Regions from separate parts of the Homo sapiens genome. Here region 2 is linked to region 1. The links are chromatin loops, found by intact Hi-C in ENCODE. Cell type or tissue: PC-9. All regions are shown on one strand. Links, peaks and the distances in the headings refer to the core of each region. The heading gives the core; the rest is flanking DNA.

Region 1 (16,396 bases), core at 6,729-14,728:
GTAGAAGAGGACAGTGCCCGTGATGTGCACAAATTTGTCATCTTGCTTTTTCTATGCACGAATCTTAGAGGTCAGCGTTGTCAGTCCTCCCACACGTGGCTACTACGTTCGTGAAATTATTAAATCCTTACTATGATACTGGGCCTAGCTTTGCTTCTTAGGTAAAAAAGGAAGACAAAAAGTTTGGATAAAGCCCAGAGAATCACGTAAAATCATTACATTCTGATTGATTTTAAATTTCCAAAGATTATTAAAAAGATAGGTAAAGTTTATATGAAATGAGGATTATTTTGCCAAAATGAGAGAAGACTGAGCCAGAAGAAAAGACGAATCATGATCTTCAAATGCAGAGTCCAGGGAGTGAAATGGGGCTGCTTCTTCCATCTGCAGGGGCCAGAACCCAGGGACATGCTCTTAGACTACAGTCTGCAGAGACCATATACTCACGATCGAGGGCCAGCACCACCTGGGGTCCAATCTCAGCTCCCACTCATTCACTCTGAGGCCTTGGTCAACTGACATGACAAACTGTCAATTAGTTTCTACAATGCAAAGCAAGAATATTATGCAAATATAGTTGCTCAGTAAAGTTGCCGATAAATAGGCCTTGGGTTTCTTTTTCTAAGAAAAATAATTTTATTTCTCTCTGATTATTGGCTTTTTAAAACTTACAGAAATTATTTATCTTTTCAGGGCAACAGAGGACTTGGTTTCTACGGAGTTAAGGGTGAAAAGGTAAAGGAAGCCTGGTCAATTCCAGCAGAGGCATGCAGCATTTCTCAGCCAGGAAATAAATCATTTTAATTACTAAGTTCTGTGCTGTAAAACTTTTACCTTGAGTTGATCTGCAGACAGACCATTTGCATAGGGAAATAATCATTGCAAAGTGCTAGGTTGTCACCTACATACCAGTGATAATTCTGCATCAACAAGACGGTAAACATAGACCATCTAGGCTAGCCGAGACTCTGACACAGAGACATAAGCTCAGCTCATCTTCAGAAGGTGGAGGTGAGGACATGTCACTGAGTGCATCTTCTCCTGTGTGGAGCCCAGAGGTGATGGAGGGGACTGAGACTACAGCCAGAGGCTGACATGGAGCCATCTCAGGGACCAGGGGATCTCAGGGACCAGCCCTGGTAGGGCACAAAGGCAGCCGTAAGGACCATGTGGCTTTTCTCCTTCCTTAGAGTGCTAAGATCCAAAGACCTCATGGCCTTTGAGAGGAACGTGTGAGATCACGTGCATGACAGGCTTAACGCAGCGCCACACCCCGCAAGCAAAACCTCACCAACACAGTCCCATTGCGTTCACCACAAAAGCCATGAGCCCACTGTAAAGTAGACCTGACCCTTGGCCTCATGATTGGAACATTTCTATTTTGTTTTCCCTTCTGCTTTTTGATGGAACAGCACAGTAAGTTGAATCAAGTCCTGCTCATGTGTGAAGAAGAAACTCTTCCTTCTTTACATTAATGCCATAGAAGAAGTCAAAAAAGGACAATTAGCAAGCAGTGGGCTTCTGGGAAAAAAAAGAAAGAAAAACATTGAAGATCCAAACACATAAAAATTTATAGCCCCATACAATGAAATATAACAAAATAATAAAAACAAGAAAAATCTGGGAAGAAATCATTGGTGGGAGAAGAGAATAGTCCCGTTAGATATAATGGAGATGAAGTTAGAGTCTACAGTCTACAAAGGACTTATGCAAATAATGAATAAAAAACATCAGGGGCCCAACAGGTACAAGGGAGGAGAACAAACAGTTTGGGTATTTTAAGATATTCTATTAGTGGACACTCAGCGTACACTATGGAGTATCACTTTCTGCAGCTGACCCATCATCTCCATTTACTGCTGTCCGTGTTATGTGATATCTGGGCTCAGACTTGTATGATACAGTTTAATGTGGAAAGAAAGGAAAAGACAATGATGTTCTTTTGTGTCAATCAGTTTCTGGGAGGTAAACCCAGAATATTATGCAAGGATAACGGTCCAGTAATGTTCTAGATAGATCGGTTTCACCATCTGTGCACCACATCAAAAAGTGTTTTCTGCTAATGATAAAAATGCAAATTAAAGCAATCTTGGGATATTATAGTTACTTAAGATTTTTTTTATTATATAAAAACATCTTTAGCTGGGGAAGTAGTCTTTCATTTCTTCAGCATTTCGTTTATCTCGGTGCCCATCTTGGCAACCAGTAGAGTAATACCTGTCAAAAACCATAAAGACATTCAGCCCTCATACCTAATAATTCCCATATATAGAAATTCATTGTAAGGAAACAACCCCACAGAAACAAATGCAGTCCAGAATTGTAAACAACCTACATGGCTTTTATGCATAAATTCTAAATGATTGCTAATGAAAGGAGGATATAAAAAACTTACATTAGGATTACTCTATTTTGTGGTTATTATACTGTAAATAGGTATACATATGGTAAGTAATATGCAAACATTAAAACTGCAGTATTTTGGCCAGGTTGTATTTGTATTCGAGTTTTGTAGTTTCCTTTCGATTTAAAGACAACTGCTTTTGCTTAACAATATGCAGGGTGACGTAGGGCAGCCGGGACCCAACGGGATTCCATCAGACACCCTCCACCCCATCATCGCGCCCACAGGAGTCACCTTCCACCCAGATCAGTACAAGGTAAAGAGCAAAATTGACTCTTTTCATAGTTGAAATAAAAAAAGGAGAGTAAAAGTACATTTCTTCAATTGTATTCAACCACATTCCAAGTAGAAAAAGCCTCACCACCAACTTGGCACATTACCCATGAAAACATAACCGGGTCCTCCCAGAATGTTTTCAACTCTTCCAGACGGTTACTAGATTCACAGTGCGATCCCGTCGTCAGTCCATCATCTCAATTCTGATGAATCTGAAGCAACAAGAGAATTCATTTAAAAAAAAACTTATATCTATCCTTACATTCAGTGTAGGTGGAGGCTAATGGTCATACCGTAATTCAAAGCCAGAATCATGGAACTGTCTAGCAAAATGTGTTCAGCAAAATAAAACCTACTTCTTTGCTGACATGAAGCACCTTTTTGGAGGTTCAAAGTCAGTTTTTGACAGTTTCTGAATCATTCAATTAACATTTTGCTTAATTGAAATCATGCTCTTAGTCTGAAATAGGAATTGCCGCGTCCACTCTCTCTACGTTTGGAGGCTGCTGTGCCACCCACCCACTCGGAGGTCCCACAGCCTTTCTAGGGCTTCCTGTTCCCCCTGTCAAATGGGGATGGCGACACTGACCTCCTGGAGCTGACGAGGAGGTTGCAGGCGACTGTGAAACACTCAGTACCATGTCGGGCACGCAGAATATCTGGGAACTAAAATAGAAACCCCAAACGGGGAGATCTTAACTTTCCAAATAGAATCTGGTTCCCAACTCTTGAGCAGGGTGGGGCTTGGGTCCTGTGTCCTGGGTCCTGCATCCTGGGGCGGATTTGGCAGGCAGGACCACTGCCTTGTGGGGGAAATCAACCCAGGTGGCTGAGGCTCGAGTTATGAGTGACCGTTGACAAAAATGTCCTGGGAGACGGCAGGGAGGGCCTCTGTCCAGCTTCTGGACTGGAGCCCAGAGCAGGTTTGATCCACGTGGAGGTGCTCAATCTTCCGAGTCAAGTTTCCCACCTTTTCTACAACCCAGGCCAGGGTGGGATCCGGGGCTGGGAATGGCCAACCCGCAGGGGCAGTTGTGTCCTGCAGGAATCCAAGGTACCCTCAGAAATGACGGGGACAAAGGACCCGCCAATTGCTGTTTCTTTCACCATTTTAGACGAAGAGAAATGGGAAAAACGTAGATCATGTTTTTGATCTATGATATTGACATGGCTTTCAACAGCCACTTTTGCTTCAAGTTTCAATATGTTCCATGTGTATCTTTTTCTCAGAGGGCCTCCTAGTAATGTTTTCTTCCGAAGAGTATTTTCATTAAGGCTTTTCCTTGGGCACGTTCTCCCACCATACGGATGTAAACATCTGCCTGGAACGGTGTGGGGGATAAAGGAAAACAGAGAGAAGGAAAGACAGACTTTCACTTGTACCAAGAGGAATACAGGAATTAATTTATCTTGTGAAAATCTAGAAGAAATGACACCTCTTTTCTCTTGAATTTTGAAGCTGCAAAATTTAAGAGTCATGTGTTGTAATCAATTTATGATGATTGTGTGAGGATTGATTCAGTACTTTCAGCTCATGTCATGAACCCTGATTGATTTTTACCCATTACCATCCTCAAATTAATAAGCGTTTCTTATTTTTCATATTCTTCACAGGGTGAAAAAGGCAGTGAGGGGGAACCAGGAATAAGAGTAAGTCGAGTAATGAGCATGCCCCCTCCCCTGTGGCTCCTGGGCTGTCGGCGCTCTGCCAGGCATGACGGGGTGCACCATGCGCTCGGGGCCCGCACACCGCCAGTCTCTCATCCCCTTGTCCATAGCAGAACAGTATTAGCATGCATTTTTACACTGTATTTTAAGAAGTCAGTTCTAGAATTTCTTCCTCTTGGCATCATAAACACTGGCTAATCATCTTCTGAGGTTTGGGAAGGGAGCATGGAGATGGCGGAGGGGCGTGGCTTCCACTCAGGCGCCACCGGGTTCTGCCCTCCGTCCCCTCTGTCACTGCCTGTCCTCAGAGCTCCAGCTCTCCCTCGCGGTCGCTTACCACGTGACATGACACATGCAGTCCTGGATGGGTGACAGCCCGGGAAGGCTGGCGGGTCTCCTAGGACCGTGCCCTGCACTGCGCCTGAGTTGAGCATCGCCAGGCGGTCTGGACACCATCGGGGCTGAGAACACAGAGTCCTGGAGCAGAGGATGACACGTGGGCCCTGTTGGCTGGAGGGGCCGCCCCTGGGTTGCTCCTTACGCCCCCTCTGCTCTCTCCTAGGGCATTTCCTTGAAGGGAGAAGAAGGAATCATGGGCTTTCCTGGACTGAGGGTAAACCACGCCTTTTATAACTGCAGTTGTCGGTTTGGTTTGGTTTTTTTCAGTAGGCTTTCCTTTTTAGAGCTGTTTCAGATTCACAGCAAAATTTAGCAGAAAGTATAGAGATTTCCCGTTATTACTCCCCACCCCCCCCCACACACACACACAGCAGCCCCCCAGCACGAACATCTAGCACTGGGGGCTGCGCTGGCTACAATCCGTGAACCATCTTGACACACCGTCTTCACCCAGCAGCAGGTGTGCAGACGCGGCCCTCCCCGTGGAGGAGGCGCGAGTACCGCACAAAACCTTTCTGGTTGTGTGTGTTCAGCTCAGTTAGTCTGTAGTAACCAGAAATGTAGAATATCTCAAACACACATTGATTTCCGACTGTCCCAAGAGCCCAACAAAAATGTCCCTAGTCGTAAGGGTCGGGAAGGGGTCACCGTCCACGGTGATTCAGCCACCTGGGAGACAGACCTCACCTTCAGAGCCCCAGCCTGGACTGACCCCACTCACTCCACGACCACACCTAGCTGAGGGCTGGGACGGGTGGTCAGAGCCCTGGGCCCAGGAAGAGAAAGCAGAATTTTGGTGGCTATCTGGCAGTTGCTACCACTCAAAAGACCGTATTTTACATTCTCCAAAAATAAGAATAGAGAGACACAGTAGAACATTAGAGTACAAGCCTTTTTACATTTTTAGTTTTTCATTGTACTATCTTTGTGAGTTTCTCTGTATTTCTTTACGTGGTAGAAATGATGCACGTTATGAAAGTATTGCTAAAATGATGTGTCTCCCTCAGGAAATGAGAGTCTTGGGGTGGCTCTGACGTCTTCCACAGGGAAGCAGCTTTGAGATTAGGATGGATTCTGCTTTCTTCGAGCCTTTTTATCATAGTCATTATTTCCCATCCCCACCTCCCCACAACTTTGTAAAGGGGAAAGAATTGTATTAATAGTTGGTATTGAATTTGGCAATTTGTTGCTATTCTTCAAAATCTGGACCTGAGACTTGTTCAATCTGTCCATCGGCATTTTGCTGTGATCACAGCCAGGTGCCGTAGTCAAGCCCTCTGGAAATGTCTACTGCATATTCTGAGCTGTTTGCTTCTGTTTTTTGTTCATTCCAGGGTTACCCTGGCTTGAGTGGTGAAAAAGGATCACCAGGACAGAAGGTAAGTTGGATGCATGAACTGCAGTCTGCTCTGGGCCCACGACATCCCACAGAGGTTAAATAAATAGGCCTTGGCATCTCAGGAAAGAAAATTGTCTCCAGAAAAAAACATTGAAAATGGTTCTTGTATTTGCAGTCACAAAGATAATCCTGCCTCACAATACTTGAACCGGGTCATTACCTTGGCTCTCATTTTTGCAAACTATCTTTTGCTTCCTCCCTTTCAAAGTGTCCGTCACTCGACCCCACCAGCCATGGTTTCTATATCGTCCAACCTCACACCCCTCCTCCATGTCCTTGTCACTCATAGGAAGCTCCTGGACTTGGTGACCCAGGGTCCACCTAAATTTTTTTATAGATTGACCCATACTGTGACACTTCATTTATGTTTAATGACAACCCAATTATTTTTATCATGAGTTCTGTGGACAGATTTTTGGCTTTTTTTTAGGAGAAAAATGTTATGTAAGAAATGTATTATGGGCCAGGTGCAGTGGCTCATGCCTGTAATCCCAGGACTTTGGGAGGCCTGAGGAGGGTGGATCACCTGAGGTCAGGAGTATGAGGCCAGCCTGACCAACATGGTGAAACCCTGTCTCTACTAAAAATACAAAATTTGCCAGGCATGGTGTGGGTACCTGTAATCCCAGCTACTCAGGAGGCTGAGGCAGGAGAATCACTTGAACCTGGGAGGCAGAGGCTACAGTGAGCCGAGATCGCGCCATTGCACTCCAGCCTGGGCAACAAGAGTGAAACTCCATCATAAAATAATAATAATAATGATAAAATTTTTAAAAAGAAATGTATTATGAATCTAGGTCAGATTTAGAACCGTCTGAACTCTAGGTCATACACAATGTTATAGTTCAGTGGTTGATGCCTTTTCACTGTTCACTGTGCCTGCGGGTCCCACCCCACAGCACACAGCACACGCCTCCTACGGCAGGCCCGGCAGGCTCCCCAGACACCACCACTGACAGCCCCTTGGGTCTCACATCACACTCATGCCAACATACACACAAAGACGTGTAGCTTCACATGCATGTAACGGAGCAACAAAAGAAATGTGTCTGTGCTGCTCTGCCCAGTGCCCCTTAGAGAATGTTCCAAGTCGGCAGGTACACATCTGCCTCGTTCTTTAAAGCTGCAGAGAATGGCAGTCAATAGGTGCGCCATATTTCCTTACGCCCTCGAGGTGGTTTTCATATTTCCAGCAAACATGCAGTCACCTCGGTGGTACACAGGGCTTGGCTGCCTGCCCATGGGCTAGTATGTCCATCACTCAGTCCTAGTAGGTGCACAGAGATAGAGTTTTATCAAAATCACTAGCCTCAGAATCACAACTCCGTTGAATCCTGCTCAGGGCTGCACAGAGAGTAGTGTGGCGTCTGGAGGCCCATGGGCTTCAGTTAGCTGGTACAGAAGCTCGGCAGGCCTGGTGGGGGTTCCGCCATGCTTGTTCCAGGACCACAGATGGACCTGCCTCCCAGACTCGCTTTCTGACCTCCACTGGCTCTAGACACGGGCCGTCTTGACCCAGCATTCTGCTTTTGACCATTCAAACTTAACACCAATCTTGATGACTTCCTGCAACCTCCAATGATCATACTGTTCCCATTTCTGTTATTTTATGCTAAACTCAGCCCAGGGAGCCAATGCCAGGCTTTGCCGTAATCACACCCAGCCTTTCATAACATCAGTTACTGATCGGAGTACTCCCAAAGGCGGCACACCTAGAACAAGAGCTATCCAAATGCACCCCACCCAGAGGCCACATTCTAGTTCATGGCTTAGGAAAAGCAAATATTGTAAAGGGACAGAGGCTAAAGCAGACATTATCGTTCAAAAGTAACCCGTTTCCACCTACCCCATGTGATTAAAGTGCTGCTGTTAATTTCCTACCATGTGCTGGTAAAATTATAATTATCTTTAGTTTTCCATCTTCAACACAAGGGACTTGTAGTATTTAAAAGTGCATTTCCAGGTGCCTGTAATCCCAGCAGTTTGGGAGGCCAAGGTGAGTGGATCATAGAGGTCAGGAGTTCAAGACCAACCTGGCCAACATGGTGAAACCCTGTCTCTACTAAAAATACAAAAAAAAAAAAAATTACCTGGGTGTGGTTCATGCCTATAATTCCAGCTACTCAGGAGGCTGAGGCACGAGAATTGCTTGAACCTGGGAGGCAGAGGTTGCAGTGAGCCAAGATCGCACCACTGCACTCCAGCCTGGGAGAGACAGTGAGACTCTCTGTCTCAAAAAAAAAAAAAAAAAAAAAAAAAAAAGGGCAGTTCCACAGAGCTGCTCCCTGGAACTCCAAAGTTAATGAAAGACAAGATGCTGTGTAAACAGTGGCCACCTGGCAGCTCCAGGGCTGGGGCCCAGATGTGAGGATGGTGAGGCGTCAGGCTTTCATTTCCCAGCTTACTTTCTGCAGTTGCAACAACTTGCGAAGATGCAGATATTTCCAGTTAAGTGGGTTACAGGGAGGCAGTTTACTCAACTATAGAAATGGGAAATAGGCAGACATACACAAATGACGCAGCCGCCGTGCTTGTGAGCACCGATCTGCACCACAGCTATGTCCGCCCTCTGCCATCCCACTGGCCAGGTGGCCATCACTCCATGACTTTCATTTGTTCCCCACCCAACACCTCCCCCTAGACACCAAAAGCCCCTCCAAGGAGCAACTGCTCGGTGACATAAACAGTGCATCAAAATGGGAGGAACCAGAAAAGAAAAGATATCCTGGGTAGGAACTTGCCCTCCTCTACATAAACACAGAATTGGTTGCCTGTCATCCCCACTGAGATTGTCAGAACTTCTATTAGTTCCAGCCTTTTCTAAAAAGGAATGGAGACGTAGCATTTATGAATTTGGTTATATTCAATTTTCTGATAAATTAGAGATGGTTTCGTCTCCTCTTTCTAGGGGAAACATATCTTTAGTAACTGAGCAAATGCTGTCCACAGTGTTATTTTATAATTTTGAAATAACTCCACAGAGTTATTTTATAATTTTGAAATAACTCCACAGAGTTATTTTAAAAAGTGTTCGTTGAGACCTAGTCTCCTTTGAGGAATACATGCCACACCAACACGCGTCGTGTTGTGGGAAGTCCCCCCTCAATAGGACCATTGTCCTCTATGAGGACTGTCCAGGACTTCAGGGATGTTGCATTTGCACAGGCTGCAGTGTCGATGACTTGGACTCACCAGATGCAGCCTCAGTGTTCCCTGTGGCTGTGTGTAGGTTTCCTCTGCAAAGCTTGAAGTGGCAGACATGACCTCAGATTGAGTTCTTTTATGGAACTCTCACTGTCTTTAGTCTTTTATACTAAATCGCATCTCATTTGCAGGCTGGCAGGGTTTCTTTGCAGAGGCGCCTCTTTCAAGAGGCACATGCGTTCTATTTAGCCTAACAGGTGCTCCCTCGGCCACTGCAATGAAAAGGGTACAACAGGCAAATGAAGAACAGAAAGATAACAGGCCAGTTCACACCACGAGAGACAGCAGACTGCTTTTAAGCTTTAGAAACATGCATCTCCCTAAAAAAGCCTAGCCATACATTCTTTTCATCTGTTTGTGTCAGCTAGTCCCTGAGGACTTCTGCCCAAGGACTTTCCTTACTCCAGTTATTTCCACCCTTGAAAAACATAAAATCAACCTTGTACTTCTAAAATTGCATAATCAGAACTTCCTATGAATCATATATATGACCTCACTGAATTCAAATGAGTGATAAGTTATTAGATTTGGGGGAGGGCCGGGGAGAAAGGAGGTTGCAGTTTCAAAGCCCTTCACAGTTATCCATTCTAAAATAGTGATCTGCATGTCAGTCTCCTGACCTCAGCTTTCCCTAAGGGTGGGCTCTGTGGTGAGCTTGCTAGCAGGAGTACAGACCTTGCCTGGAAGCGGGGTCTCAGGGAGCCCGGCGGAGCCTCCACTGGGTCCTTCCCGGGGTGGTTGCCAGCCTGACTCTGGGAGCGCCTGGGTGATTCCTCCTTGGCCATCCCTGCGCCTCCCCGACCCTGTTGTGTTTGCCACTGAGAAACAGAGAGGAAAAAGTTTTGATCGTCATTTTGACTTAGGGTTCCCGCCTATCTGGGTTTCACTGCCAGTGGTCTCAGATGAACCCTGAGGGTGCATTTTCTCCTTAAGTCGTGCATAACCCTCAGCCTCCCCCGAGTCAGTTGACCTGTTGACCTGCCGCTGGGAACTCCCCTGGAAAGTTTTAGCTCATTGCTTTGGCTCTTGGGGTTCCAGCTGCCTCAGAGGAATCCTGAGTGCTTCTTAAGTTGTCCCCCTTCCCCAATGGGTTTTCTATAATGCCCAGTGCATTTCAGATGGTTCAAAGTGCCCATGCTGTCTTGGACCCTTCAGCAGAGATGGCAACACGTGGTGTCTGGGGTGCTTGTTTTGTTTGCTGAGGATGCCACAGCATAGGTGTGTGATGCTCGTGGCCCAGAGTGAAGCTCAGATTTGACAAATTCCAGGGCACCCTCTGAGCTGGCCAGTCTGTGGCTGTGCTCACAGCTCCCACTGAGTGTCCAGCTGCCAGCTCCTGTCATGCCAGGTACTTGAGGATTCCTAGCTTAGCTTATGACGTGGCCTCTAAACAGGACCTCATTTTTAAAATCACAGAAGTTTGTCTTTACTTTTGAGTCTTCAGCTCCACCTAGCGTGAGAGAAAGTCCGGGTCCAAACCACAGGACCACAACAACACACACAAAGTGAAGCCCGTCTCAATTCAGTCTAAACAACATGACTTTCAGCACACCTGCTCCTGGGTGTCAAGATAACCTCGAAAGTAATCAGAGAATGGACCTTTCTTATACCTGTGGCATCTGGCATTCTGAATTTTGAGAGCTGAACCATGCATGTTCTTTAAAAGAGGGAATACATTGCTAGATTTTTAGAGAGCTTTACTCTTCTGTCCAGATACCTCATGATATGACTCAATGATAAACTTTTTCTTTCAAAAAATGTTCAAGGGAATGAGAAAACAAAACTTAGTGTTATAGTTGTTTTCTATTTTTGAAACAGGGTCTTGCTGTGTTGCCCAGGCTGGAGTATGGTGGTACCATCACAGCTCACTGCAACCTCAAACTCCTGGGTTCAAGCGATCCTCCCACCTCAGCCTCCCAAGTAGCTGGGACTGCAGGTGCCTGCCACCATGCCCGGTTACATTATGTATTTTTTGTAGAGGCAGGGTTTCACTATGTTTCCCAAGCTGGTCTCAGACTTCTGGGCTCAAGTGATCCTCCCACCTTGGCTTCCCGAAGTGCTGGGATTACAGGCATGAGCCACCATACCCAGCAGAGATTTTTTTTAATGAAGAGAAAAAACTCTAACTTAAGAAACCTTAATGCGTCTATTTTGGTACTAAATGAAGATTTTCAAAACCTACCCTGGGAGAGAGTTTCAACAGTTGGTTCAGGTTGTCAACACCTGACCCCACGATCAATCATAAAAGCAACCCGACACTCATATCTTCTGTAGGAGAAGAGGTGCCCAGCATCCTCCGCAAATGATCCCTGCTGAAAAGGGGAACCTGCACCTAGGGCAGCCTCCAGCCCTAATGACTCACGTGGAGGAAACGTGGGGTTAGAAGAACAGATTGTACAACACCACGGGGGTGAGACTGACTGCAGCCCACCACAAAGAACATCTGCAGCACAGATGACCCAGTGTCTTCAACAACCACAAAATGATACTAAAAACATAGAAAGGAAGAAGGGACTATTGTGAATTAAGTGAGAATTCAGAGGCATAGCATCCAAGTGTTATATTTGGACTTTTTTGGCTCCTGGTTCTAGCAAAGCAACCTTAAAAAGACATTTTTGAGACCCAAGTCAGGGAAAATTGAGCACAGACTGGGTTAATACATGACTTTAATAAACTGTTGTTCATTTTGTGAGATATAATAATGCCATTGCAGTCCCTTTTTGGAGTTATACATCAGAGACAAAAATTAAAAGCAAATATCTTTCTTGCAGGGAAGCCGAGGCCTGGATGGCTATCAAGGGCCTGATGGACCCCGGGGACCCAAGGTGAGCCCGTTTCTCATGTCTTTGCCACTTATGGTGTCTCGCCCACCCTGGCTGGCCTTACTCCCCTCTTGATGGTGTCCTGTGGAGGCATCCCCTGCCCTAAAAAGTACAAGATCCCCAAATACACGGCCTCTGACACTGGACAGACGAGGTGGATGGTGACCTACGAGCCACGTGTGCTCCCTGCCAGGGAGAAGGGTGCCACCTGCCACTCAGGGCCACGTAGGGGTGCGCTCAGGCACAGAGGAAGCCAGCAGCCCTGGGGAAGGCAGGCCTTGTAGTAACAAGAGGGTGCGGTGCCCCTGGTTTCCAAGGGAGGATGTGGCTTGTGTGAGTAATTCCTGGGCTTGCAGGGAGGGGAGACCATTAGGTGGAAGACCAGGTGGGTGCTGCTGGTCTAGCTGAGAGGGGAACGCACCCGTGGGGAACCTGGGTGGGGGCACATCTGGAGAGGACTTCTGAGCCGGGTGAGGCTCAAAGAGGTGAAGGTGGTGCGCGGGATGCTGCCTTATGACAAATGCTGCCTTACGACACAGATGGCGCTCCACGGGGGTCCTGCGGCCGCATCATCTCCCAGCCCACCCTCGCCAGGCGGCTCGGCTATCACTACCCAAAATGTAATAGTCTGAACTACAGAAAGCACAGTCTCCTGGCATTCGACAAGGATTTCAAAATGAGATGAGCCCCTGCCTGTCTTGTTCTCTTTGGGCACCTGTGGCTGGTGGCTGGGATGCCAGGCTCTGCCACCCTAGCATGGGGATGCTGCCCCAGGCACTGTCTGTGGTTCCACTGGTTGAAATAGCTGCTCTGCCAGCCTGACGGTCCACGCTCGGGTTTCTTCTTTGGAAATATGTGTACTGTCAAAAACTCCAAAAGGCTATTCTCACATCCTGTTTTTCTCTTTTCTTTCTCTAGGGAGAAGCCGGAGACCCAGGGCCCCCTGGACTACCTGCCTACTCCCCTCACCCTTCCCTAGCAAAAGGTGTGTGAACAATTTCACCTGCATAGTTCAGCATCGCATACACATTCTCTCCTGTTAGGGACACAGAGCTATGAACTTTCAAGACAGATATTCTAAGCAACCCTAAAACTTAAAGTATAATAATAATAAAAAAAATAAAAAATAAACCACGAAATTTAGAACATAACTTCATGTACAATTTCCCTCATGCTTAAATGTGTCACAGGGAGACCTTCATGTTGCCTGTGCCTGAGACAGTCCTCACCACCTACACGTGAGAAATCCCCTCCGTTGGGGAATTCTTTCACTTCTGCTTAACTTGTAGAGTTCTAGTTCTGCCGTCTGGACTATCGCTGAAGATATCCAGGGCAGCAGCCCCAGCCGCCTTCGGATTTTTTCTCCAAATGCACCAAGGTTCTTAAGCCCTCTGCTTGCCAGCCCGACACCTGGAATTGATCATAACTCATAACCAGTGAACAGTCACATGCTTTCAGGCTTCAAGGCAACTAAATTCCCAGATATTTACACATAACAACCACTCCCCACTGTCACAGTTGACCTTGGAGTGTAAACGAAGGACTTTGCGCATGTCGTCACTAATGCTCATCTTGTTATTAAGGCTCGGCTTCCAAATTGGCGAGATCATATGGAAATCTGATCCTAGTCCTGCAACTAGAGCACTTGGCTCTGAACCTTGTAGAATGCGCATCCTTCTAGGTTAAAAAAAAAATGTTTCGAGAACCTCCTCCTGATAATCGTGCGTATATATCTTTGCGGATCATTGGCCCATGTTATAGTCAGCTCTGTGAGGACAGACATTTCAGCCCATCTTGTTCACTGCTGTATTCCCAATGCCTGGAACAGGACAGGCACAGAGTTGGAGCTCAGCAAACGCCTGACTGAGTGACGACGTGCAGAAACATATCAGACAGGCATTGTGAAGGGTAGGGTTTTTTAAATACAGACGCTCTGGTGTTTACCTCTTGAACTCAGCAGGTCACCTGGTCTCCCTGTCCTCTAAGCCTAGGTGTCAAGAATTCACCTCCCTGCTTCGAAGCGAGCCCTCTGTCAGTTTAATAATGGCTTTGCATGTCTTCATCCAATGCTGATCAAAACGCAGGACAGAACAGGGCCATGGGCAGTGCCTCCAGGAGCCCCTGAGATGTCTGTCTGGGGAGGCGTGGAGCCGTGAATGGGGATATTTTGAAATCCATGCTCAGCTTCCATGATGCCCGTAACTACGAAGCTGGCATTTCCTGCCTCATCCATGGCGCACACCTGGCTACCAAACCTGAGACCCACTAAAAAGAGCCATGAGCCCACTTTGACTTGACTCATTATTAATAATTTTGGTAAAAAGGAAATATGCTGTTTGAGATTTTAAGAACATAATTTTTAAGTTAATGCTGGCGATGTTTCTTTTGCATTTTTTAAAAATGTTGCTGACTGAGAACCCAACTCTCACCAACCCCTCCCTTCTCACCGTACTATATTCCTGGAATTCACACTGCAAAGGCGGGTGCTTTCAAAATTCACTTTTTCCCACAAGCGGATTCAGAAATGCGGAGGTTGCCTGCCGCCTTTTCTACCGGACAACATTCCCGAGTTATTGGTGAGCTGGAATGTGACTGACTTGCATTCCAGGGTTTCTTAAAGTCAAAGGTTGACTAACCAGCAGATTCCCTCAGGGAAAAGAGGCAGTAAATGTATCTTTTTCAAGGTAACATTGCATGAACTTGTCAAAAGACAAAAAGGATAGAGGGGTTTGTATTAAAAGAAATGATTCCAAGGTACCTAGAAATAAAAGTAATCTTGCTATTCTTCCAAACAAGTGAGAAGGTCTGTGGCTTTCAATTTTGTGTCTTTTTATGGAATCAACAATGGCTAACAGGAGTGTAGGTCACACTGTGTGCCAGGCGATGCTCCAAGTTGTCCTAGTTGTACTTTTCAGTGTGTTTACCCCTCTGGGTGACCCTGTGAGGTGGAGATGGACTTGGCTGCTTTTACTGAGGGAGAGATGGAAGCGCAGGGCGTTGAGTTCCTTGCCCAGGGTTGCCTTTAAGTGGAGGAGCCAGGTTCAGGCCCAGGGCCTCTGGCTGCGGAGCGCAGCCCCCTGCACACTCGGCACGAAGCTGCCCGAGCAGGAGACGCCATACACGGAAGTCAGGCCTTCTGTCCCTTGCACGTGGGACTTCAGTGTGACGCCCAGCAAAGCCCTCTCCTTATTTTAAGGAACTTCGTAAGACGACATGCAGAGTGAAAGCTTTCCTAGAAATTCCTAATGCCTACATGATAAAAAGTCCTATTTTCTTCTCATTCTTCTCATCTTTCCCAATTATAGTCTAGAAAAAAGTGTGTTCTACAGTAAAGCGTTGCTATTTACACAGCAAAGGAACATAGCCATGCCACTTTGTCTTTGTTTGTTCAGGGGTGAAAGTTTTTAAAAGCCAAATTTTGTTATGCATCCAGCAGACAGGGATGAGAAGAGCCTAATAGGGTTAAAGCTGGGGCTGAGGGGCAGAGTGGGGTGCAGGGAAGTGAGGCCTCCTCGCTCCCAGGCCACCAGCAGAATTGGCAACCACATTAGTTCCTTCTTTATTCGAGCTTTGGACTCACCTACTTCCTCACCCGGTTTTCACTAATCCTGTTCCCCTGCTGGAGAATGAGCCCCTTAAAAAGAGAGACCACCCCATGTATTAATCATCTTAACTCCTCATCAGGCCGCATACAGCATATGGAGCATTTGGTAAATATGTAGTCAATGAAAAAGTGAACGCCAGCTGCGATCCGTAGACCACGGTCTTGTTCTTACTGTGGGACTTGTTTCCCTTCCAGGTGCCAGAGGTGACCCGGGATTCCCAGGGGCCCAAGGGGAGCCAGGAAGCCAGGGTGAGCCAGGAGACCCGGGCCTCCCAGGTCCCCCTGGCCTCTCCATCGGAGATGGAGGTAATGTGGCTTCATAATATCAACACCGGAGACCCAAAGCACCTGCACTCAGGTCCTAGCACACACAAGGGAGACTTCGTTGACGACGTAGCTATGTCGTTGTTACTTTTCCCCACTGACTAGTCTTAGCAGCTCTAAGGAGCCCCGCACACATGCTTTGGACACCTTCACAGAACCCTCGCACATATGACAGTAACTCCCCAACTAGGTTAGATGGTGCCACGATGGGTAACTGGCATGCTTCCACCTGTGGGTTGGGAAGAGAACGGAGAATCATCAGGTGTTGTTGCCCAGTGTTGATCACAACTATCAAG
Region 2 (16,396 bases), core at 2,775-10,774, 100 kb before region 1:
CACCCGGCATGATGCTGATCACAGCCAAGTTTGGAAACCACTGGGCTCGTGTGAAGGACACTGTACCCTGCTGTTTGGAATCATAAACGTAAGATTTAAAATGGGCTTTCCTAACTAATAAGTGCCAGTGAGGGCTCAACAGCTGATGGGCAGTGGAGTCCAGAGTGATGGTCCCAGCAAGCGTTCCAGCGGCATCTGCCAAGGCTGGAAGCTGTTGCCAGGCTCGAGCCAGAGCAGCATGGGCAGGAAGCTCCTGATGGGCAGTGGAAGTGAGATTGGACCAGCGTCAGAGGGCGGATGTACTGGTGGCAGGCTCAGAGAGGGTTGCCTTGGGATTCACAAAGCATGGCCCATGGTGTCCAGACTGGGGGCTTTTGAAGGCTTAGGCTGATGTTCCCCCTTAGCCACACCCTTGCTATCCAAAAGGTCCTGCTCCACATCTGACCGCAAGCAGCCCTCTGACACAGTGCTGGAGGCTCTAAGAATCTGAAGTCTGCCTGTCCCAGGGAAGTCCCTGCAGCAGGTTCTGCTGTGTGTGTCTGTGTCCCCAAGACATTTTTCAGGACAGCTTTGGGAAAAGCACTTTTTAACTGTTAAAAATAGAGAGAGCATTGATACTTGTGAAGATATATGTACTCACTAAAATATATGCAGTGAGCATATATTCACTAAATGAACATGCATTGAAAGTAAACAGCATGATGCCAAGGGCTTGAAGTTCCTTTTCTTGTTGCTTTGTAGGTTAATGAGGCCAGGGGTGTGGATTAACAGTATTCTGGAATCACACAAAACTCTCCAAAGGAACCATTTATGCCACCGTGATAGGAACTGCGTATTGCTCACTTGGATCCTAAGCTGATTTTTAAATTAGATCTTTCCGTGATCCCTTGTTGAGTCTGTTTCATGTGCATTTTATTATATTCTATAAATATTTCACTAGTTGTTTCTAATAATTAGAGAAAAAGTGTCTTTCATCAATTTAAGAGAGAAGGGAATAGTCTGTTAAGGCTGAGCAGTTACTGCATATGAAGGCTCCAATGGTGAGCTTCTACCATTAGCTGGCAAAAAAGAGCAAAAATGCAATGGAAAACAGTGAGGGAGAGAGAGAGAGAAAGAGAGAGAGAGGAGAGAGGCACAGTTACTGAGCCATGTGGCCAACTATTAAAACTAGGAGAAAAGACACAGAAAATGTTGTGTGTGGGGGGGGGTGGGGGTAAAATGCTCCCCCTGAAGAGCACTGAGGCTCTAGGGAGCCCGTTAAACCCAGATAATTCTACTAGAGCAGGAGGGAGCTGGCCTGGGCCTTCCCAGTTAGCACTCACTGAAAACAACGGGCCTCTGCCGAGAAGCTAAACCTGGGACCCCAGGGATGGTTTATCTGGAAGATTAGGGGAGAAACGTGCAAGGCAGCCAAGGCAATCCAGCCATCTCTGCAGCTGGGAAAAGGAGTGATTGTTTTCCTGAGCTGCTAGCCTGGATTTGCAGAAGGAAAGAATGCCTTGTTTCTGTCCCCTGAAGACGCAAGCTGAAAAAATGTCTGGCTGCTCTTCGCCGCCCTCCCAGGTTCTCTCCCACAGCCAAGAACGACTGGCTGCTGCCCTGAGCCGGGAGGTCACAACGCTTGTGGAGTAAGGAGCTCGGGTTTTTGTTTGGGGCTTTGTTTTGTTTTCTTAAGTATCTGCAGGACAATGTTTGGAAGAGTCGTATGCCCCATAAAAGGAAGAAAATGGTGCTCTTGGATTGTAATCAGTGACTTGTGGTTGGCAGTTATGCCTCTGCCTTCAGTACTGCAGGCCTGTGCCTTCCACGGACCTTCCCTAACATCATTTCTGGAGATGATGGGGCCAGCTCTTTAAGAAACTATTTTTTCACGTTATCATGTGGTAAGAACAGAGATGAACCTCAGAGATGAAGAGTGTGATTGAGCTCAGAGAAACTTCAGTGACTTGATTTTAAATGGGCCAAACAGTTGGATTTCTTTTACCTTTTGTGCAGAAAGCCTTCGTTTAGAGAAAAGAGGACTGAATTCTGATGGACAGTAGGTGTGGGAGGGGCAGCATGTTATCACAATAGCATCGTGATGAGATTCCTGGATGGAGGGAATCACTGGTGCTTGCATATTTGGGGCTTCATCTTAGGGAAGTTCCCTAAAATCTCTGTAGCACCCAGTTTTCGTGGGAAGAATGTCGTGGGAGCAGGGGCTTCCCTGACCTTGGAAGCCTGGCCGGTCAGTCTCAAACGAGTTTACTGCCTCCGACCCAATTGTGAGGACTGAGCCAGAGGGAGTGCATGTCAGCCTCAGCCTCCAGCAGCACAGCCCCTTTCTCTACAAGCCTCAGATATAGGGGAAAAAAAACAAAAACAGAGTCAAAAGTAGGTCTTCATTAATAAAAGACTGGGATCTCCCAGAATTAATCATCTTGCTCATCTTTTCCAGTTCTGGAAATCTGATCTTTGAACCTGGTATCCTCAGTCTTAGCACAATACCTGGGACCATAATAGATGCTCAGTAAACTTGGTGGGAGGAAAAAATCAAAGAAGGAGTCAAAATAGAGGTGCTCGGTGCCGAGGAGTTGCTAACCTGGACCATCCAAATAATGACAGTCTGTGGCACTTCAGAAGCATTCCAGAAATGGAACAATGGCACTCCATGAAGCTGTATAAACTCATAATGTATCCTGTAACTAACCCAGTATAGAACAGTAACACTGTTTACACTGATTGGAAGGAAGAAGGTTCATCCTGGCGGTTTATGACATTGCCAGAATGGCTTGAATCCTTGAGGGTGGGTGACAGGTAGAGTGGATAATAAATGGGCCTCCTGGTTCACAGAGCCTGAGAACCTCTCACCCAATGGGCACCTGGTGCCCCTGCAGAGTCCAGTCTAAGAGGACAATTTTTTTTTTCAGATGTAGTCTTGTTCTGTTGCCCAGGTTGGAGTGCCTGATCTCAGCTCACTGCAGCCTCCGCCTCCTGGGTTCAAGCAGTTCCCTGCCTCAGCCTCCCTGGTAGCTGAGATTATAGGTGCACGCCACCACACCCGGCTAATTTTTGTATTTTTAGTAGAGATGCGGTTTCACCATCTTGGCCAGGCTGGTGTTGACGTCCTGACCTCGTGAGCCACCGCGCCCAGCCAAGGACAATTTACTCTAGCCACAGATATGGCCATGGTCCTCATGTAAGCTGACTACAAATACAGCAAATCCACCTTTCCAAAGACTTCATTCTAAAGATGTAAAAGAACAAAAAGAGATAAAGGAAGAGGATGAGAAGACTTGAGAAGAGTGGAAGTGTAGAAAGAAAATGTTTAAGGTTCATCCCCTCCCCACCTTGGGGAGTTCCTTTGGCAGCATCTTCTGAAGGGTACTTCTCCTAGCCCAGGGGCAGAAAGATCCAGTCTTTTGGGGCAGCTGCGGAAGAAAGGAGAGCAGTCCTGTAGCTCATGAAGACATTACGAAGCACAAAGAACTGCACAGGGACAGAGAGTCTTTAGGGTCTCGAGCTCACTCTATGTCCTTGGCTGTTAAGTTCCCCGAGAGCAAACCCCAGCTTCTCGCTTGCTTCAGGCTCTGCATGTGTGAGTGTGACCCTTGGGTACTCTCGGGGCGTTTTCAGCCATGCGATTCTGGGGACTTCAGAGGACTCTGTTCCTTTCTGACTCGTGTTCCGGCGTCTGTGGATTGCTCCCAACAGGAGGAGGAGTATTGTCTATTAAGGGAAAAGATTTCAGTGACCTGGCAGCAGGGAGCGTCGTCAGTGTTTGACTGTTTATGGTATGTCAGGGAGCTGGTTCCTGGCAGTGGCTTCCCCAGGGGTGGGGAGGGGTGTGCTGGGGGTGACAGGAAGCACTGAATCACGACAGAGAAGGGAAAGAAGCCCGCCCGCCACTTCCGGTGTTCACTGAGCAGGTCGGTGGCCAGCGCTGCCTTCGCATCAGAACCCCATTTTAAAACACATCCAAGCGCGTGGCGTCATCGGGACGACGGGCTTCTCCCCAGTAGAGTGTCAGACCAACACCGCCCTGCACAAAGCTCTGTGTTCCCTGCTTTCTGTCATGTTCCCACCCATAGCCAGAAATCCCAGCTGCTGGCCGTCCAGCCCCTATGGAGCAGTGACTAAGGGTGGCTGTGGGACTCACTCACGAGCCTTAGGTTGGGTGTACATAGTTTGTGGCTGATTAGGTGTTGTTAAGGATTTACTGTTCAGGGCTGTTGATTTCTGCCACTGGCTTGTCTTCTCCCAAGGACAAGGGGCCTGCCTATTGGCTTTTAGATCTTAGCACTTAGCAGACTCTCAGAAGTGTTTGCTAGAGGACGTTTTCTGGGGAATGTCCACCTGCACTGATGAAAACAACTCAGTAACAACTCCACTTTGAGAGGAGCAGAGCAGGAGCCTTCCTTAGGTGTGCGTAAGGGGATACCGGCTTTAAAGACGCCAGGCTGAGTTGCTGTGTCAGGATTGATTCTTTACTTCTCCATCTGGAGGTGTTTCTGCTTTATCAGTTTCTCCTTGTTTCCAGCTCTGTCTCGCTGCCAGAGGGCCGACGTTTCCTGGCTTTTGTTGTACTGTGGCACACAGTCTGTTTTGAAAGGACAGGAGCATAATAAAAGCGGATATGAAAGAAGGGCCAGATGACATCACATAGAATACTGGAGGAAGTCCGCGTTTGTGGATGTTTATAATCTCAGCATGTTAGTTGTTTGTAATATGATAAGAGCACTTTTGATACATAGGAGGACTACAAGCCTTGTTGCTTAGACAGGACTCACGAATTTTTATCTTAGGCTCATAGTGACGAACAGAGAATGGGGATCTTGGCCTGGATCCCAAGTGACCCTGGCTCATTGGTTGACCTCGGGTACAAGATTCGGCATAGATGAGCCATTTAAATTGTGCCTAAGCCAGCTACTCATTGAATTTTTTAAAAGAAAGAGAGAGATAGAATAAAGAAAGCTAAGAATTTGACTTATTAGAGATGAATTAGCTTACTAAATTTTTTCCTTTTGAAATCTTACTTCAGAGAAATTGATGGTACCTAGAACTTAACATTAAATCAAGTAAGACCCTTTTAAGGTGAATTCTGGAAGCCATATAGAGTCAGCATTATATGCATGCTTACTCAGTGAAAATCCTAAAGCATGCAAGTGTCTCCATAAAGAGCAATCTCCTTGAACAATAACAGTGTTGACACCTGCTGTTCCCCAGGTCTGTATCGTGAGATGGAAATACACCAGCATCTTCCCCCACTAGGGGAAGATGATAAAATGCAGGTTAAGAACATGGACCATGGATGCTGGGTACTTCCTGCCGGGAGCCGGGCACTATCCTCACCTCTTCCCGTGGGTTAATCTCCTTTCATCCTAACGGCAACCCCAGGAGGCAGGAACAGTAGGTTCTACCCATTTTTTAAATGAGGACCCTGCAGGGCATGTGGGATGAGCATTCCTCACAAGACCGCCCCCACGAAACATGGCCTGGAGCCCGGGCACCCTTGGTCCAAAGCAAATCAAGTTTCTCCCAAACACAGTGCCATTCAGAGCAAACCAAATCTGCAGCACTGGAGACCCGCACACCCGACTGGAAGCTTAGGGCAGGGCAAAGGCACAAGACAGCATCATAGCACTCTGGAGCCCAGGAAGAACCCATCTTCTTGCAAACACTCCAGATTAAGCGTAAAAAGACTAGAAAAATCAACTGTCTTCATGCACTGGTATAGGAGAGCAGGGTAGAGCTGGCTCCTAAAATTTCACACTCAGGAGACTCTAAAAATCGTGCTCAAACCTAAAAATGTGTGCATGCTAATTCCAAATTAGCCTTATCGACAGAGGTTAGCGTCCAAAACTTGGTCTAACCTAGTCCAGGGAACATGCAATCTTTGCAACTTCATACTGCAGTGACTGTGTGTGTGGTCTCTGATTGTCCATCGAACACAAGAATTAAAATCCCAACAACCTAGTGAGGGGCAGAGAGGAGTGGGATTGAAAATCCACTGTTGAAATATCCAGGTAGATAATCCACTCCCAAATAACGGAGTGCTGCCTGCGCCTGTCCGTACCCAGTGGGTGCTCTCCTCTGCTGGCCCCAGGAGTAGGCGTCTGCTGTGACTTAGAGCAGATTTTATGCACAGACCTTCTTCCAGGCAGAGAAAAAACTACCGAGTGTGAGTTCACAGCAAAGGCATCCTCGATCCCTGCTGATGTGGGAAGGCATAGGTACACGCCGTCTGAAAGCTGCCAGGCGTGATTCACTTGGCAGCGTACCTCCAGGAGAAAGGGCGGGGCAGAAATTCAGAAATTCTAACCCAGAAGCCAGGCCAGCAGGTAGGTAAAGTGGCTGTCGCATGGGTGTGGTGTTGTCCATGGCCCCAAAGCCCCTGGGACTTTGATGGTCAAGTTTGCAAAGATAAAGCTGCAGGCACCTGAGGCTGAGCCTGCCCGGGCAGCGCAGCGCTGCTGTGTGCCAATGCAAACGGGGACCTTCCTTGCCTAGACCAGTCTTCACCAACCAGAACAGAAATCTTATTGTATTCTGAAAAAGGATTCCTGGATCTCTTTCATTCCATGCTTTTCAGATTTTTTTCTCCCAAATTTAGCACAGAGGGCAGGTTTTGAACAGAACTCTTAAACTGAAGGTACTTCTCTGGAATAAATAGCTTCAAGAGATGGACCCACTTTGTTTATTACCAACAGGGCTAAATATTTACCTTAGACCTATATGCCAATACTAACCACATACACATTTTCATTCATTGCCAAAGAATACCAAGAACTGGCATGCCGTATAAATAATTAAAATTTAGTGTAGATAATGTGTGAGGTAATGCTTATATTAGATGATGTCTCGGTGAACTCTCTCCCTAACGAAACAGAAGAAAAACAACATAGCTCATAAATATGTAAGGGTATTTATTCTAAATGTAACATGTGAAACTCTTCACTGCATGTGTACCTATGAGTCTGAAAACTCACTTCTAACTATGATTACATTGATGGCCTCTTGAACAAGAGTTAAAAGCTCCTTGTAACTTGTTCTTCTCAACACGGAGACAGAACAAAATCCCTCAGGCTATTAAAAGGATGACATGACAAATAGCCTTCATAAAAGATGGTCTTTTATGCAGCCAATTTTCTTATTAGTTATTTGACGACAACATTGAGGTTTAAATGAGTAGCCAATGAGAGAATATTGAAGTAGGCTGTTTGTTACAGCACATCTCCTCTAACTCATACTTGCTGATAGGTAATTGGAACAGAAGAGAATGATGTCAGTATGAGATGGAAGTCATGTTAGTTCATGCGTGACATTTTTCCCAGCATGGTGTTTGTACCACTGAGTAACAGGATAGCTGAGGGTAAGTAGAAGAATACACATCAGCACAGCAAACTGTCAAGGAATGGAACTCTATACGAGACCCCAGGGCCGCAGTATTCTCTCTCTTGCCTCGCTCAGGCCACATACTCTCCTTAGAAATGCTTTCTCCACAGCTCTTCCCAATCTTTGGTCATCCTGTCCTTGCTCTCTGCAGTGTAGCAGTCTCAGCACTTCCTTACACCCCCTTCTATGAAACTATGCCATCACTTTTCTTCAAGATAAACTGTTTTATTTACTGCAATATTTCTTTACTTGAGAAGTTAACATGTCCATTAAACTGTGCTATTATTTGTATTAGGATTGCTACCAATTTTATTAAGGCCCTAGTTACAAAGTTGCATCGGTATTGAGTGGTCTGCCCCAGCTCTGTTTTTCCCATGGACCTCGGTGGTTTGCTGTGTGGTTTTGCAGAGTGTGAGAATTTTTCAGAAACAGTCATATACTGTGTTACAGCAGAAAAGCCTGTTCTTAAAAAGAATGAGTGGGGACTAGATGTGAATCAATGTGATTTGACTTTCTTCTTCCCAAGGTGAGTGGCTGGTGTGTTTGAGTTGGTCTTGACTACACTGACAAGGAAGGTGAGGGTATGGAGGACATTCCAAGCTGAAGGAACAGTGTGTACAAACGCAAGTTCTTTGCGAGGATGGAACTTCAGAGGTGTTCATACTCAATGCATTGAAAATCCTCACATTCCCTCAGCATGTAAAATAAGTGATTAAGCATTCCGCTGTAGTTGAAAGAAAAAGAGACTTTGAAAGTGGAGGGAACAGTGGATGCAGGGGAGCAGAACCCCAGTCGGCGGGTCTCAGGAGAAGCGAAGCCTGCTGTTCCTGGGAAGCAGTGGGGTGCAGGAATCAGAGGACAGCAGATGCTGGCTTCACACCCTCACCTTCCCTATGGGTACAGTCGAGGCCTCCTCAAACACACCAGCCACTCACCTGGGAAAGAAGAAAGTCAGACTCACATTGATGCACATCTCGTCCTCACCCGTTCTTTTTAACCTGATATGGGCTCTCAACTAAAGGGTTAATACCAGAAGCACCCACCTAGCTAAGTACCGACCTAGACAGCCATTAGTGATTTACAAAAACATGAAGGGTGGCCATCTATATTAGGGGTGGAGAAGGACAGGGGGCAAGGGAAGGTGGTTTCTGGCAATTGGTCCACTGACACACCCCCAGCTGCTGTGTGGGACAGAAGTCACGTGAGTCAGATAGCAACACCCAGGCTCTCATCTTGTTCCATCTCATCTGTGCCTGGGCATGTGTACCTGTGCACAGGGGGACCACCTTCTGCAAGGTAGCTGGGGTGCGTGTTAGTTCTCAGAATAGTGCCAGCTGTGTGTCCACTTCATGATGACATCAAGAAGATGGGCTTTGGGATCCTGCCCACACCCAGCTCCGGGGCGCTGCTGATGTATCTGGGCAACCCCAGCCAGGATCCTGGGCTGCCTCTATCACCCTCACAACCTGGGGGCCAGGAGCCAGCAATGAAGGCCAGTGAGAGGTGAATTTGGAAATGAGGAGCTTTCCTGGGGTACTGAAGGAACAGTATCAAAATACTTGAAAAGAAAGAGAACTCTTTCTTGTTTGAGGCTTTTGGGGCGTTGTTTCCTGCGTAACTCAAAGCCTTGGGAATCCCAGACAGAAAGTCATTTAAGATTAACTTTTGAAATCAAGTGAGTAAGACCTGATTCAAAGGAGAATTTAGCCATGGGTTAATAAATATATCTAAATTGCAATGAAAATCTTCAGCGGTCTTAGCCGTTGATCCCGTGGTCACCATAGACAATATAAGGAGCAGTGTCTATGGCAGGAGTGATGGAACAGATTTCAGGAAGTAACTTTGAGTGAGAGAAGCAGGGGCCCCAGAACTCTAGTGACCAAGACATTCGAAGACAGGCAAGGAAACCTTCAAATGCAGGCAACTCATATTTCGACGGGGCACCCTCCAGTGCTCCGAGATGGAAATTGCCTGCATTTCAGTGCCCTGTTCTGTGGCTCCAGTGCTCTGCTGTATGCCCACTGTGAAGGCTGCTTGTCACCTGTGCTGCCCAGCTCAACCCGGCCCCTTTGGTCGCTGTCCTGCCTGCCTGACGGCTGACGACGGCCCCACACCCATGTCTACACCCTGGGTGTTTGCTGTGTAGGTTCCAGGCTTCTAGACCAGATGACTCAAGATGAGGCACATGTGAGTCTCCACCCAGCACCTAATAAAACCACCCAACAAATGAGGGCTCAGCTCCTCCCGGGGTGAAGGCCAGGGTGCTCTGTTGACTAAGGGGAGGCCATGAAAGAACGGGGAAGACTGGCTCTGGACAGAGCCTCATCCCCTGCGCTTATCGTGGCTCACTGCCAAGTGCGAACACCTGGGTCCACGCCTCCGCATGCCGGGCCCGTGTGCACACCTGCCTTCCTCGCTGGTGAGAGGGCGCATCTCAGCCTGCTTTTCGCCTCTAGAAAGGCACTGAGTGTGAACTGTGAAGAAGTGGCCAGGGCAGAGGATGTGTGTCAGGAAATGCCAAGCCCCCTTTCCTCACTCAGCCAGATGGCCTACCTGTCCTCACCTGAAACCAGGCCCACCCATGCTCTGAGATCATCTCTAGCCCAGGACAAGGCATTTCCAAGGCAGCGTTGGCTTAGACTATGTTGGCTGGGCTTCACCTCTCATTCATGTGTCAGGAGCTCTAGGCCGGGGAGCCAGGCATTGGAGACCCTTTAGCTGGGAAGGCTCGGGGGGCTGAGTTACATCACCAAACCCTCACAGCAGCCCTGTGCAAGGGTGCCATCATCCTCCCTTTGTGCAGAAGATGCTGTGGCTTCAAAGGACCAGTCACTTCTCTGCCTGAACTCTTGCCCTTTGCTACATCATTCATGTTCCCAGTTGGCCCCTCACACCTGCTCTTCAGCATCCTGGGTTCTCAGCAGTTCCTACCTGGGGCCCTGCCTGCCATCCCTCCACTGTCATTCAGCCTGCTTTAAATGTCTCAGGATGACTAATGTCACTGGGATGTGTTCTGGCCCTGGCCTTTGGCCCACCACACACTGCATGCCCTGGCAGTCAAATTCCTGAATTTTTTCTGGAGCCAGTCCTGCCCGTCAGGACCCAAGCTCCAGCACTAAAGTACGGCTGTCAGAGGTGGCCCTGCCAATAGCACACTGTGTGTGGAAAACACCCAGACATTGAGCTGCCTGAGGAGAAATGGAAGGTGGCCCACTTGGCCGGTCATTGCTCGTTAAAATGTAAAGGTGTGCAGATATGAAAACACGGGGCTTGTTGCCGATGACTCAGGGGAGGGCACCGAACGTCATGCCTCCTGGTTATGTCTTGCCGCCGTGTTGAACCAGGATGGGGAATGATCCCATTCCTCAGGTATTCGTCTGGGAGACCGTAAAGGATTGCTTCCAGACAGGAAGGACGTCTGTCTTCCTAAAGAGTGTCTAGCCCAACTCGTTGAACTACTGTCATTTCTTTCTGGTTCTCCTGTTCCAAATACACAGCCTGAGCTCCTCCCTCCTTCTCTGAGTCTCTCAGTTCCATGAGGACAGGCATCGACGCAGTCATAACTGCTGGCACTCACTGGCATTCCAGAAAAGCCCATGGGGCTTATTCATTGTACGTGGGGGAGCGCCCCTGTCCTTCAGGCATTTCACCATCTTGAGCTGGTGACTAGTTCAAGACCATTCTGTAGAGTGAACACATTTATTTAGGATGCCCTTGAAGTACTGTTAAACAAAGGAAGCTGAATTGGCTGGCTTTGCTGCCCGGCATATAGAAGAAGGATTTGTGCTGGGTGGTACAACTGTGACCTGCACTTCCTCTTCCATATACCTTGCCCTGCTAATACCATGTTGGAATTATTTCCTTAATTTCTAAAGCTGCATGTGCGGAAATGGCTTATATTTCCTGTTTTGATAAACTAATAGAACTTTACTGAGAACCTTGTTCCCGAGTTGGCTTTCTTCTCTTTTGGCCTCTTTTTTGATTAAAATAGTAATTCTAAAAGTCCAGCTTGACTGGACTTGTGTCAAAGACAAAGAATTGTATAGATTTTTTTTTTTTGCCTTGAAAAGATAACTTTTTAGCTTTCAAAAGGATGATAACTTTTTAACAATAGGTAATGTTGATCTTGTTTGTCACTTGGCGTAGGTTTTTCAGTATTCCTCTGTGGAGGGAATTTGGGTTAGATGCTAGGCACAATCCAATCGTCAGCTATCTGTAAATTCCCTTCAGAGGATGGCTCTTGTTGGCTGGAGGTAAATTGGCTTAAAAAGACTTCCTTGGACAAGAAGTTTCTTGGAACATGTAGAGGACAAAATATTCTTTGTTTTGGGACAGATGAGTTTTGTTCTTGCGATTCATATAACTCGATTACTGCTCATTTTCTATGTGCAAGTTGAGAACAATGACCAGCATTTTTTTTCATTCGTCTACATGGCATCCACTTTAAATGATACTCATGTCTGAAGAGGGCTGGGTGCATTTCCATGGTTTGTTCCCTTGCTATATGTTGACAATTTGCAGTGGTAGTAGAGAAATAGTAGTCTCAAAGAGTTTAAATTGTTTATGTGTTTTGTTTCCTGGCATTCAGGTTGTCATTTAAACCTATTTTTTTAGTGTCCTAAATATAAGGACCAATCTGCCATGGAGAGAAGTGACATTGGGCAGTTTTCTCCACGTTTTGAGATGGGCGATTCCTCAGACATCTACCAAGGAGGACACCCTTTTCCCCGGTGGCAAAGGAGGGACTCTCCCTCTGCCTGGTGGCACAGGATCCTAGTGAAGGCAACACGATACTCTCTTCTCACTGTCATTGGGTCACTCACAGAAGAGCCAGGGCAGCAACCAGGAGGACCGGATGTCCTCTTAATCCTGCAGCTGCCACTCTTGATCTCTGCTCCAACTCCACTGTATCCCATTGATAAATGACAGAGTCTCTGCTGGCAGCCAGGCAGCTAGTGACTCCAAGCAAGAAATTCTGCATTTGATCCTGATAGGAGCCTGGTTCAAGAAACTAGAACCTGGTTTTCCTTAAAGGGTTCCATGACTTTTATTCTTCCAGAGGTAAAAGACTCACCAAGGAATCTAGATTGTGCATCTGGAGTGATTTGATGTCTATGGTAAATCTATCCATGCAAACAGATGGATTTTCATATCTTCTTTTTTTTTTTTATTGAGACACAGTCTCACTCCGTCACCCAGGCTGGAGTGCAGTAGCACAGTCGTGGCTCACTAAAACCTCCACTTCTCGGGTTGAAGTGATTCTTGTGTCTCAACCTCGTGAGTAGTTGGTATTACAAGCGTGAGCCACCATGTCCAGCTAATTTTTACATTCTTAGTAGAGACAGGGTTTCACCATGTTGGCCAGGCTGGTCTTGAACTCCTAACTTCAAGTGATCCACCGCCTAGGCCTCCCAAAGTGCTAGGCTTACAGGCGTGAGCCACCACACCCAGCCCAATTTCCACATCTTTCTAAATGTAATGATGCCAAGATTTAAATAAGACTCCAAGGAAAAGAATTTCCATATATGAAGTCAACCAAGAAATCCCTCACTCAAAGATTCCCGTTCTGCACCTGGAAAAAATGTCTGTTGCATTCCAATTGAGTAGAATGTAATCTAAGGTTTCTGGAAAACACATCTTATGCCTTTACATACACTGCCAACTGGCTCCTAAACATTTCCAATTCCTACAGTTTTGAATTGGCACAGCAATGCTGGCTACCAGTTTCAGAACAGGAAAAAGAAGAGCTCTAGAAGGATATTTTGAATTTTAAAAAAATTAAAAGAGAGAACTACAATTTTTTTTAGCACTTGGAGGGATTAGAGGCTCAGCCACTGAGTCCTTAGGGCTCAGAGCCGCCCCAGATGCAGCACAGGTCACAGAGGTCAAAGCAAGGTCCAAGGGCCATCACTTTTCTAGGACAGACATGCCAGGCACCCACTGAGTCATGGAACATGCTGAACCTGTAATAACTCCTACCTTCTGTTGCACCCAGGGTGATGGTTCAGTGGTTTCCAGCTTTCTCACTATCTCTAAACAAAGCCTGTTTTCACAATGCCCATCCGACCACCTAGTGTAGGGCTTTGCAAACCTCGGTGTGCTAACCTGGAAGTCATGCTAGAAAGCAGGTTCTGCTCCAAGAAAGGTGGGGTGGGGCCTGCATTCCTCACTAGCTCCAGGGTGATGCTGATGGGCCCTGTCCACACAGCACACTTGCCATGGCGGGGGCCAGCTGGGAGAGCAGCTGCCCTTCAGACAAGCACTCATGACCTCTTTGACTTTGTGTCTAAGTCCCTGCCTCTGATCAGTTTTCCTCTCTGTTTCCCTCTTATTCCCTCCCATTTTATTTGTGGTACAACTTCCAGGTAAATCTTCCTCAAACTCTCTGTCCAGTGTCTTCTTTGCTACCTGCTCTCTCTCTTGTTTCTTTCTTTCTTTATTTTTATTTTTTCTTTTTGAGATAGGGTCTTGCTCTGTTGCCCAGGCTGGAGTACAGTGGCGTAATCTCGGCTCACTGCAACCTCCACCTCCCGGGCTCAAGCCATCTTCCCACCCCAGCCCTCCAAGCAGCTGGGACCACAGGCGTGCACCACCACACCCAGCTATTCTTTTTGTTTGTTTGTTTGTTTGTTTGTTCGTTTGTTTTGTACAGACAGGGTTTTGCTTTGTTACCCAGGCTGGTCTTGAACCCCTGAGCTCAAGCGATCTGCCTGCCTGGGTCTCCCAAAGTGCTGGGATTACAGGCATGAGCCCCCGCACCCAGCCTTCTCTCCTGCTTCTTTGCTGCCTGTGGCTTTCTCTACCCTGCTCCTCCCTTGCCGGCGTGGGTTTTGTCCCTAAGAACTGGTGCAAGAATGACCGGTCCTTCATCTCTTCCTTGCAGCTCAGAGACTTTCAAGTCTACCTTGCTTCTTAGGTTTATGCTGCTTTGGACACTTATTTCCTAAAATGTATAATTCACATTTATTTTTCAGAACTATTCCTTTTGGTTCCACAACACTAAAGATGTCAAGAGCTTACAATAATCAGACTTAGCACCCCTTCCCTTTGTCCACAGTGCCTCTGCCAGCTTCTTTAATTCCTCTGCCTTTCTTGAAGGAGCAGATAAGTCCAATGGGGTCTGGCCTCCAGGTTGGTGTGTGATGAGATAGTTGGCAAGGTAGGACTGCCTGCAGGTCCTCAGTAAATGTTCATTCATTTGCTGAGGGAAGTAATGATTCATCCCCCTAGGCAAACTCCTTCCATGATTTGGAATTTAGGTCTGAAGTTTCCTGGCCAATGCGCCTGGGAAGCCACTGAGCTGGCTGTCAGCTGAGTAGGGACTAAGGATGTTCAACTGTGGGTACTGAAAAGCGGCACTAGATTGAAATGGAGTCCTGAGCTGCAAGTTGGGGAGCACAGCAGTGTTGGAGCATCCTGAAAGTCATAGGAAGAATGGGCTTCGAGTCACTCCAACTCAGGATGTTCCTGATTCCCTGATAATGATCATGATGATGATGATGATGACGATGATGATGGCATGAAGGTGGTGCCCTCCTAGGCCTGGAGGTTAGGGGTAGCCAGTCTGTCTCTGCTTTCTAGCAGTGAGAGCCTCAGGCTGTCAGGCAGGGAGGTTGGCCTTGGGAGGTAGGCATAGAAGGAATAGTGGAGCATAGCAGAGCCCTAGGGCGCAGGCCTGAACACAGCCAGTCCTCTCTGTGAACAGGATAATGCAATACTTAAGGACCCACTGTTCCTAATTTGCTCTCTAACCATCCTCTTCTTCGCAGCTCTTACCAGAATTTAAATTATGTGGGTTTAGTTGTTTGTTTACTTATTTCACCTTCTTGTCTACTTGGTCACCTGCCACAGGGCAGGAGCAATGTCTAATCTGCCCCCTACTCTATACCCAGAGCCCAGCACAGTGCATGGCTCAGAGGAAATTCACATCAGTGATCATGAGTGAATGAATTTGTAAAGTGAAAGCGTGGATGAAGGACCTCCCAGCCCCTTGCCCTTTGTCATGTTAGTTTGGAATTGGGGATGTGAGGTGTCCTCTCACTGGTGCAGTTGAAGGAAGGTGCCGGATACGGTTCAGATTCCTCGGTGGTCCCGAGTTCCCTGGGTGGGGAGGTTCTGTGTGCCTATGAGGAGGTGAGAGTCAGGCATTCTCCAGGGAGTAGGGTGCCCCCACCAGCTTTCACAGGCCTTCTGTAAAACTGGTCCCGCCAGGCCTTGAGTCCTTTCCTGCCTTGGGGTGAAGGACACCCAGACAACCACAGGAGTTTGGCCAGCCGGGCTGAACGGCTACAGCACGCCCCACGAGCCTGGATCACGTTCCACACCTGCAGTAGGAGCTGCAGGAACCTCCTGGCCCTGCGAGCTTCAGTGGGGTCAGCAGCCAGGCACACCTGCAGGGGGCGTCAGTGAGAGCTGGGCATTGGAATTGCCCTACACAGTTGCTGCCTTGGAAATTCAGACTTGAAATGAGAAATTAATGGAGGATTGAATTGATGTTTCTTTCATGAGCCTGTGATTGTTGTAAAAAGAGGTGTGTCAAATGCTTGGTGAGACCCATGCAGGATTCTTTAAAGAACACTGAGGCAAACCAGACCTTATAGGGAAAAACAGGCCTCACGGAGACTGAAGTTAAAATATGGACCAGGGCCAGTGTTTCTTCATGAAGGGGGTGAGCAGAGATTTGAGGAGGCTGCAGGGTGGGAGGAAACTCATCATTTTTATTAAGGAGTTGACAAGAATAGGATCGCGGCTTGTCTTTGATTTGCGTTAAGCAGTAAAATGAAGGGATAGGCTGGAGGGCTGAGAGCAGGGTGGCAGCAGGTGCGTGCAGTCGGTATGCCTCTGCTGGAGGGAGTGGCCAGGCCACAGACATGGGACACCACATAGCAGTCCTCACACTCCTCCTCTGAGGTCCTCAGGGAGGCATTTGTGTCTCGAGACTGTTTCAGAGACCCATGTCTTCTCAGGAGATGCCAAGGCTCAGGTCAGAGACTTGTTGAGTTTTTAAGAGACTGTCTGAAGC

Evidence for each region. Hi-C counts contacts between places; a loop is a spot of excess contacts. Peaks named below come from ENCODE experiments on the same cell type or tissue, not always from the same donor. Only the 100,000 strongest peaks of a DNase experiment are listed, where the experiment ranks them.
Region 2: a loop joins it to region 1, with 14 times the contacts of the local background. A loop is called at or near these places in 2 of 110 quality-filtered maps.

The regions. Positions count from the first base shown.
Region 1 is chr13:110,433,708-110,450,103 of GRCh38, forward strand. It overlaps COL4A2 (collagen type IV alpha 2 chain), which reads left to right. Exons shown (of 48, transcript NM_001846.4): 12 at 694-735; 13 at 2,562-2,660; 14 at 4,295-4,330; 15 at 4,911-4,961; 16 at 6,082-6,126; 17 at 12,122-12,175; 18 at 13,091-13,157; 19 at 15,972-16,082. Among named protein-coding and RNA genes, the nearest start is that of COL4A2-AS2, 21 kb to the right of the region's middle. RefSeq lists enhancers at 10,786-10,835, 10,906-11,095, 12,260-12,760, 12,761-13,261, 14,248-15,447. In PC-9, for the core only: a CTCF peak has its summit at 10,849; DNase peaks (open chromatin) are centred at 9,824, 10,754, 12,454, 14,724 and 1 weaker place; H3K27ac peaks cover 1,387 bases.
Region 2 is chr13:110,337,236-110,353,631 of GRCh38, forward strand. The region is part of intron 3 of COL4A2 (collagen type IV alpha 2 chain); the gene reads left to right. It overlaps MIR8073 (microRNA 8073), which reads left to right and starts at 3,723; the gene lies at 3,723-3,794. RefSeq lists enhancers at 923-1,424, 4,968-5,917, 5,918-6,866, 9,815-10,673, 15,673-16,185 and a silencer at 3,827-3,896. In PC-9, for the core only: no CTCF peak of the experiment used is centred there; DNase peaks (open chromatin) are centred at 6,196, 9,596, 10,506 and 10,666; H3K4me3 peaks cover 385 bases; H3K27ac peaks cover 3,428 bases.